Regions from separate parts of the Homo sapiens genome. Here regions 1 and 2 are each linked to region 3. Evidence: read pairs that join two places in POLR2A ChIA-PET (ENCODE). Cell type or tissue: OCI-LY7. All regions are shown on one strand. Region 1 holds the start of PCDHGB7 (protocadherin gamma subfamily B, 7). Region 2 overlaps CD14 (CD14 molecule). Region 3 overlaps PCDHGA1 (protocadherin gamma subfamily A, 1).

Region 1 (2,500 bases), 90 kb before region 3:
TTGGGAAGACAGATAAATTTGTACATGTTCCCGAGAACAGGAGCAAGAGATATATGACAAAGCTATTTCAGTGGCTCTTTAATGTATAAGGAGGCAAACACCTGAAACTCTGAAAACTCTGAAATTGAGAGGCAAAATAAACTTAGAGTCAAGAAAGAAATGCCATTTCTGCAGATCAGAATATAAACACCAACCACAGCTGTAAAAAAGAAAAGAATATATGCAACGAAGGGAAATTATATAAACAAAGGATCATTGGAGGTACTGATGAGTTCATTTAGTTCAATGAAAATAGTGACGTATTAGGTAGATCTCTTAATTTTATTACTAGTATTCTACTAAATGTGGTAGTATAAAGTCAAAAAGCATTCCGAAGTTTCTCAAGACCCTTATAATTCCATGATTTTTTTCAGGTCAGTCAACATTTGTTGAATGATAGGTCTGTGGAAGGAAAGCACACTCTTTAGGGTCATAGTTATTAACTATTAAACCATTGAAACTATTATTTTATATTTGTGTTAATGAGAGTCAAAATTATTGTGCATTCATCTCAAATAATTCTATTATTTTGAAAAATACAGGTTTTTTTTTTAAAAAAAACTGCTCTTGACATTGTAGCTATTGTGAGAAAATATTTTGATTATAATTATTTAAAAGCAATACAGGACACCCTGGATGATGGTAATGACTAGGGCAATGGTTGCATTCCAGTACTTAAGTATGAAATAAGGAATTATTACTTTCTGGGTGAATATAGGCTAGAATTGAAGACAAAAAAATTTGTTGCTTATCTTCAGTACTTCCAGCTTCATAGATAATTACTCTTAAAAGGAACAAGAATGACTGCCTCTGGATGGAGGAATTGGATAGCAATGGGCCGTGGGATAGGAGACCTATAAACCTTCATGCTATATTATTTTGTGCCTTTTTAAATTTTGAAGAAAAAATATTCATTTATTCAAGATATATGTAAATTCAGTAAATAAAAAGATATGATAGTTATGACCAAGTGGAAATATATTTCCTGATGTAAAAGGAATCACTGAGGAAAAAGATTAAAATATTTTGGCTGTCAACTCGTAGTTTAAAAAAAATTCCTTGAAAGAGGTAGAGAAAAGTCAAGTTGCAGTCCCACACAGAGCCTCTGGGCGCCGCCGTCGGCCAGTGCAGAGCAAGCGCTGACGCCGGGGATCCCTCAGCCTCTAGCCTGGGATTCCCTGCGCAGCCAACAACAGAAAAGAAAACCAGCTCCCACACAGAGGCTCCCGGCTGCGCAGACCTTGCCCAGCACACCAGATTGCCAGCTCCGAGACCCGGGACTCCTCCTGTCCTGGGCCGAATGCTCTTTTAGCGCGGTAGAGTGCACTTTCTCCAACTGGAAAAGCGGGGACCCAGCGAGAACCCGAGCGAACGATGGGAGGGAGCTGCGCGCAGAGGCGCCGGGCCGGCCCGCGGCAGGTACTATTTCCTTTGCTGCTGCCTTTGTTCTACCCCACGCTGTGTGAGCCGATCCGCTACTCGATTCCGGAGGAGCTGGCCAAGGGCTCGGTGGTGGGGAACCTCGCTAAGGATCTAGGGCTTAGTGTCCTGGATGTGTCGGCTCGCGAGCTGCGAGTGAGCGCGGAGAAGCTGCACTTCAGCGTAGACGCGCAGAGCGGGGACTTACTTGTGAAGGACCGAATAGACCGTGAGCAAATATGCAAAGAGAGAAGAAGATGTGAGTTGCAATTGGAAGCTGTGGTGGAAAATCCTTTAAATATTTTTCATGTCATTGTGGTGATTGAGGATGTTAATGACCACGCCCCTCAATTCCGGAAAGATGAAATAAACTTAGAAATCAGTGAATCCGTCAGCCTGGGGATGGGAACAATTCTTGAGTCTGCAGAAGATCCTGATATTAGTATGAATTCGCTGAGCAAATACCAACTAAGTCCTAACGAGTATTTCTCATTGGTGGAGAAAGACAATCCTGATGGTGGCAAATATCCAGAATTAGTATTGCAGAAGACTCTGGACCGAGAAACGCAGAGCGCTCACCACTTGGTACTGACCGCCTTAGATGGTGGGGACCCTCCCCGAAGCGGTACTGCTCAGATAAGAATCCTGGTAATAGATGCCAATGACAACCCCCCAGTGTTCAGCCAGGACGTGTACAGGGTTAGCCTTCGGGAAGACGTGCCTCCAGGCACCTCCATCCTGAGAGTGAAGGCCACTGACCAGGACGAGGGCATCAACTCAGAGATCACTTATTCCTTCTTTGGTGTGGCTGACAAAGCTCAGCACGTGTTCTCTCTGGATTACACTACAGGAAACATTCTAACTCAGCAGCCTTTGGATTTTGAAGAAGTAGAAAGATATACGATAAACATAGAAGCAAAAGACCGAGGATCTCTCTCAACACGGTGTAAAGTAATTGTAGAAGTTGTAGACGAAAACGACAACAGCCCAGAAATAATCATCACGTCACTCTCTGATCAGATTATGGAGGATTCCCCTCCAG
Region 2 (2,500 bases), 880 kb before region 3:
TATCAATCCTCAACAATATCTGCTCCCTTTTTTTTTTGAGACGGAGTCTCACTCTTTCGCTCAGGCTGGAGTGCAGTGGCGTGATCTTGGCTCACTGCAACCTCTGCCTCCCAGGTTCTAGTGAGCAATTCTCCTGCCTCAGCCTCCTGAGTAGCTGGGATTACAGACACATGCCACCACACCCGGCTAATTTTTGTATTTTTAGTAGAGACAGGGTTTCATCATGTTAGCCAGGGTGGACTCGATCTCTTGACCTCGTGATCCGCCCACCTCAGCCTCCCAAAGTGCTGGGATTATAGGCATGAGCCACCACACCTGGCCCAGATATATTACTCTTTAAAAAAAATTTTTTTTTTTGCAATCAGATATGTTACATCACCACTACTGCCTTAGTCAGCTCAGGCTACCGTAATAAAATACCATAGACTGGTGGCTTAACCAACAGAAATTTATATATATTCTCACAGCTATTTCTCACACATAAAAAACTATCTTTTATGTGTTCCCCCGACCCCCACTGGATTGGAATTCCCTAAGGGCATGGATGTTTCTGATTCATCTTTGTATTTCAGGCTTTAGCACAAGGCCTGAGGTGAAATGTGGTTCTGTAACCATTTGATGAAGTGTGATCAGAGCTATTCAAGGGAAGAAAAAAACTGCCTTGAGATGATTAATTCTCTGATACTAGAAATCTCTCAACTGGCTGGTTGAAGGCCCCTTGGGGACATTCCAGTGAGTGTCCAGCTAATTTAACTGTTTTCTGACATATTTTGAGTCTGGTTCTGGTAATGTCTGTAACTCTCTTATCAATGTTAATTTCCATTCCCTATTCCTATCTGTGTGGCTCTGGACATTGGCCAGAGGCAGGTGCTGGGCCTATATGCCTCCTCCCACCTTTCTCCCATGCTCCCTGTGAGGCAGGCATCTAGCTCTCTGATGGATGTGGCTGCCTCCTCATTGAAATGAAGAAGGGGCTCAGAAGAAACAGCACCTCTTGATGGCTGATGCTGTAGGTCTCTGAGCTAATGTGGACTAGAGGACAAATCCTGTTTATTCTGAAGTTTTGAAGAGTCTGAGATGCTTTCCTATTTGCCAATCAGTCAGCCTGAAAAGGTTATCTGCATATGTGTTCTAACAGAACACAGGATCTCTAATTCAGAGACCGACTGTATCTTGCGTCAGTTCCCTAGGCCCAAATTTCCCATTATGTCGGGGAGTGACACAGTGAAAGCCTCCGGGTGAAGAGAGGTTTTACAAGAGAGGAACCCTAATATTATGAAACTCAGAGCTTGTGCAGGATAGGAGGCTGTCCCTCTTCCTTGAGTGGTAAGGGAGACAGACAGAGAGGGAGAGGGAGGGTGTGTGAGTGTGTGTGTGTGTGAGAGAGAGAAAGAATAAGGAAATAAGCAAATGGCTGTGGGTTTTATTACCTTTGAAAGGGAGCAGCTGGCTCTTGGGAAGTGCATAGGAGAGGAAATATTTTGTATCTTCCAAATATCATGCAAATACCTTTTAATCCAGATGCCAATAATCTGCTCAGAAAGCCCTGACTGCACACTCATTGTTTCTCCCATGCAGCCCTAGCCAGGAGTCCTTTCCTGGCTCCTTCTATCCCCGCAGTTCTTTTCTTGAGGAGGACAGATAGGGTTTCTTAGGGAGTTAGGATGAAGAAAGCCTAAGTATGATGAATTCCCCATCCAGCACTGTGCCCAGCACATAGCAGACATCCAATAAAGGTCTGTTAAATGAATGACACGGACCCGTTGTTTAAGATTTTAATAAAGGTGGGGCAAAGGGTTGAATTGGTCGAAAAGTCCTCAACGTCCTGACGGGACTCCCCTGAAGCCAAGGCAGTTTGAGTCCATTCATTATTCTGTCTTGGATCTTAGGCAAAGCCCCGGGCCCCTTGGAGCAGCACCAGGGTTCCCGACACCCCCACCGACAGGGTCGAACGTGCACAGGCTGGGACCACGCCGGAGTTCATTGAGCCCTCGTGGGGGAGGGCAGTTCCAGGGACCAGGAAGGGATTCCCGTCCAGTGTCAGGTTATCCACCTCGGGCAGCTCGTCAGGCTGCGGCGCCCTGTTCAGTCTGTTGCAGCTGAGATCGAGCACTCTGAGCTTGGCTGGCAGTCCTTTAGGCACCTGTTCCAGCCCAGCGAACGACAGATTGAGGGAGTTCAGGGCGCTGGACCACATGCATCTCGGAGCGCTAGGGTTTACGGTGGCGCGCAGCGAGTTGTGGCTGAGGTCTAGGCTGTGGGGCTGCACACCTGCCGCCGCCAGTGCGGCGCACACGCCTGTGGGCGTCTCCATTCCTGTGTTGCGCAGCGCTAGATTCTGGATGGCCGGGAACTTGTGGGGACAGAGAGCCGCCATCAGTCCGCGTTCGCCCAGTCCAGGATTGTCAGACAGGTCTAGGCTGGTAAGGGCCGGGAAGGCGCGAACCTGTTCGCAGGAAAAGGCAGGCGAGTGTGCTTGGGCAATGCTCAGTACCTTGAG
Region 3 (2,500 bases):
CAGCACTTTGGGAAGCTGAGGCAGGAGGATCATGAGGTCAGGAGTTCGAAACCGGCCTGGCCAACATAGTGAAACCCTGTCTCTACTAAAAATACAAAAATTAGCTGGGCATGGTGGTGCGTGCCTGTAGTCCCAGCTACTTGGGAGGCTGAGGCAGGAGAATCGCTTGAACCTGGGAGGTGGCTGTGGTGAGCAGAAAATCGCACCACTGCACTCCAGCCTGGGCAACAGTCTCGCTCTGTCTCAAAAAAAAAAAAAAAAAAAAAGAGCACAGGCTTTAGAGGCAGGCCAATCTGGATTCAAATCCTGGCACCTGGCACCACCACTTAGCAATGAGTCCTTAGGTAAGTTATTAAACCCCCTCGGTTTCACTTACTATTAATGGGCACAGTATTAACGGATCTCATTGTGGTGTTACCAGGGCCAAATGCAAGTCCCTCAGCACAGGATTGGCAGAGAGTAAGGGCACAATATATTATTATCTTTGCTGACCCAAACCCGTTTTTTACTGGGTAGAAAGCAGAATTAGAATAATGCCTATTAATAAAGACTAGCTTCTGGAGCAGCAAATCCTGGGCTTATAAGGAGGCTGGCAGAGGATCAAGGCATTGCCCTATATCATGAACTGATAGCCCTGCCCTCCAGCATGTCTGGAGGACTGGTGGGTAGAGAACCAGGTGAAATCACAAGAAGCACTGTCATCACACCTGGGCACATACTAAACAAACTTTAGGGGCCTCCTGTCAATGAATCCTCTCAATAGCTCTGCAAGGCAGGTCTGATTTCTCACACTCGACAGATGAGAGAACCGAGAAGGCACTTGCCCCAGGGTCCTCAGTTTTGAGCTGCCAAGCTGAGGTTCTAACCTGGCTCAACTCCTAAGTTTATGCTCTTTCTACTATAGGGACCATGGCTGCCTTTGGATCCAGCCTCGGCTTCTCTATTACCTGAGCAGGATGAGAGGCTGTCCTCTTCCTCGAGCTCTGCTTTATTCTTCCAGATCAGGGTTGCCAGATAAAATACAGGATGCCCAGTTACAGTTGAATGTCAGATAAACAGCAAGTACTATTTCAGCATAAGTCAGTCTCAAATGTTGCATGAGACATAATGTACTAAAAAAAAAAATGCTCATTGTTTACCTGAAATTCAAATTTAACTGGGAGCCCTGTACTTTTATTTACTAAATCTGGCAACTCTACCCCAGATGTCTGTGAGGTTAAGTGGGGCCAGGCCTACAGCTGACGGAAGGACAGAGAGAGAGGTGGCAGGGACTGCTGGCCTCCTGAGGCAGAGCTGTCCCAGGTCTGGTGGGGCTATGATTCCAGAGAGGCCAGAGACTGAGTATGAAAGTGGCAGGCGGCTGGGTCTGAGGAGATGCCAAGTTGGCCTCTTGAGGGAAATAAACAGGTATATTTAGCTGTTGTGGCCTTGCGCCCTGAGGCCAGGAAGCAGCTTTTTAGCCTAAATCCAGATGTTAAAAACAGAAATGAAATCAGTATTTATGGCCCCAAACCCTCCAAGCAAGTCATGCAGCTCGTTCCCCTGTCAAGGCCTCCCACCTTTGGCCCACACAGGGCCTGACCCTCGTCTAAGCCTGCGCCCTGGGGAACGGACCCTGGGGGTGGAGGTGGTGGGTCAGGCCCTGCTCTCACTTTCACACCCGCTTCCTAGCCCTGAAACCAGAGAGGTTCCTGAAGTCCAGCCCAGCCAGGCCTGTGGGGCTGCTGAGAGGGGTTAAGTAAGAGGGAGAGTAAAAACCGACACTTGGGAGGAGGCTTTTAAAATAAACATCTGCGGGGAGGGATGCTCTCAAGGAGGCTGCGGTTTGCAGCTCAGCCAGCTGTGTTCCAGCTAATCAGCCTCCTTGGGCTACTCTGGAGTTGCTGCCTTGGCCCTGGGATGGGGTAGGTTAAGAGGACAGAGGGAGGTCAGGGAGCTGGGGGCTGAGTTTCCCTGAGTAGAGGCTGGCACAGGAGAGAAGGCATCACCCCCACCTCGTCCAGGCCAGAAGATGTCCAGCTTCTTGAGGCTCTCCTAAGTCTGCCTCTCCTGGGACCAAGAGAAAATCCCGGTCCTTGACCAAGGTGGGCCTTGGGGGGAGTGGGGTGTAGAGGGAGGGGCACTGGAGAACTGACTCTACAGAAAGTCAAAGCTGGCAATCCAACTTCTTCCCCTCAGATTTATAGATGGGAAAACAGGCTTGAGCCACGCAGAGACTTGACCAAGCTCACACAGTTCCTTAGTGGCAGAGCAGAGCAAATATTCTCTTTCTTTTACATTCTGGATTTCCATATCTTCTCTCCCTCCTGGTCCAGCCCAACCTCAGGGCACCCCCCACGAGGTGGGCGGGGGATGGCTTTGTCACTTGCACCCACTCGGGGTGCTACTCAGAGATCTTGGGTGCACATAGGACGTGGGTGGGCCGAGCTTCTAGCTACTCCGTCAGGCCCTTCCTGTCATTCTGTCTCTGCCTCCCTTCTCCCTGCTTCTCCGTGTTCCT

Evidence for each region. Peaks named below come from ENCODE experiments on the same cell type or tissue, not always from the same donor. Only the 100,000 strongest peaks of a DNase experiment are listed, where the experiment ranks them.
Region 1: POLR2A ChIA-PET joins it to region 3 with 5 read pairs; 6 of 35 experiments call an interaction of 5 or more read pairs at or near these places.
Region 2: POLR2A ChIA-PET joins it to region 3 with 5 read pairs; 2 of 35 experiments call an interaction of 5 or more read pairs at or near these places.

The regions. Positions count from the first base shown.
Region 1 is chr5:141,416,447-141,418,946 of GRCh38, forward strand. All of the region lies in intron 1 of PCDHGA1 (protocadherin gamma subfamily A, 1), which reads left to right. The region is part of intron 1 of PCDHGA2 (protocadherin gamma subfamily A, 2); the gene reads left to right. All of the region lies in intron 1 of PCDHGA3 (protocadherin gamma subfamily A, 3), which reads left to right. All of the region lies in intron 1 of PCDHGB1 (protocadherin gamma subfamily B, 1), which reads left to right. It also overlaps PCDHGA4, PCDHGB2, PCDHGA5, PCDHGB3, PCDHGA6 and PCDHGA7, and 8 more genes. In OCI-LY7, a CTCF peak has its summit at 1,121; a DNase peak (open chromatin) is centred at 1,175; H3K4me3 peaks cover 765 bases.
Region 2 is chr5:140,629,971-140,632,470 of GRCh38, forward strand. It overlaps CD14 (CD14 molecule), which reads right to left. Exons shown (of 2, transcript NM_000591.4): 2 at 1,762-2,500. The coding sequence ends at 1,886. It also overlaps a transcript of TMCO6 not described here. Among named protein-coding and RNA genes, the nearest start is that of CD14, 2.0 kb to the right of the region's middle. RefSeq lists enhancers at 1,848-2,349, 2,078-2,137, 2,350-2,500. In OCI-LY7, no CTCF peak of the experiment used is centred here; no DNase peak of the experiment used is centred here.
Region 3 is chr5:141,506,200-141,508,699 of GRCh38, forward strand. The region is part of intron 3 of PCDHGA1 (protocadherin gamma subfamily A, 1); the gene reads left to right. The region is part of intron 3 of PCDHGA2 (protocadherin gamma subfamily A, 2); the gene reads left to right. All of the region lies in intron 3 of PCDHGA3 (protocadherin gamma subfamily A, 3), which reads left to right. The region is part of intron 3 of PCDHGB1 (protocadherin gamma subfamily B, 1); the gene reads left to right. It also overlaps PCDHGA4, PCDHGB2, PCDHGA5, PCDHGB3, PCDHGA6 and PCDHGA7, and 13 more genes. Among named protein-coding and RNA genes, the nearest start is that of PCDHGC5, 18 kb to the left of the region's middle. RefSeq lists enhancers at 1,417-1,466, 1,737-1,786. In OCI-LY7, no CTCF peak of the experiment used is centred here; DNase peaks (open chromatin) are centred at 782, 1,462, 1,802, 2,422 and 1 weaker place; H3K4me3 peaks cover 2,388 bases; H3K27ac peaks cover 2,500 bases.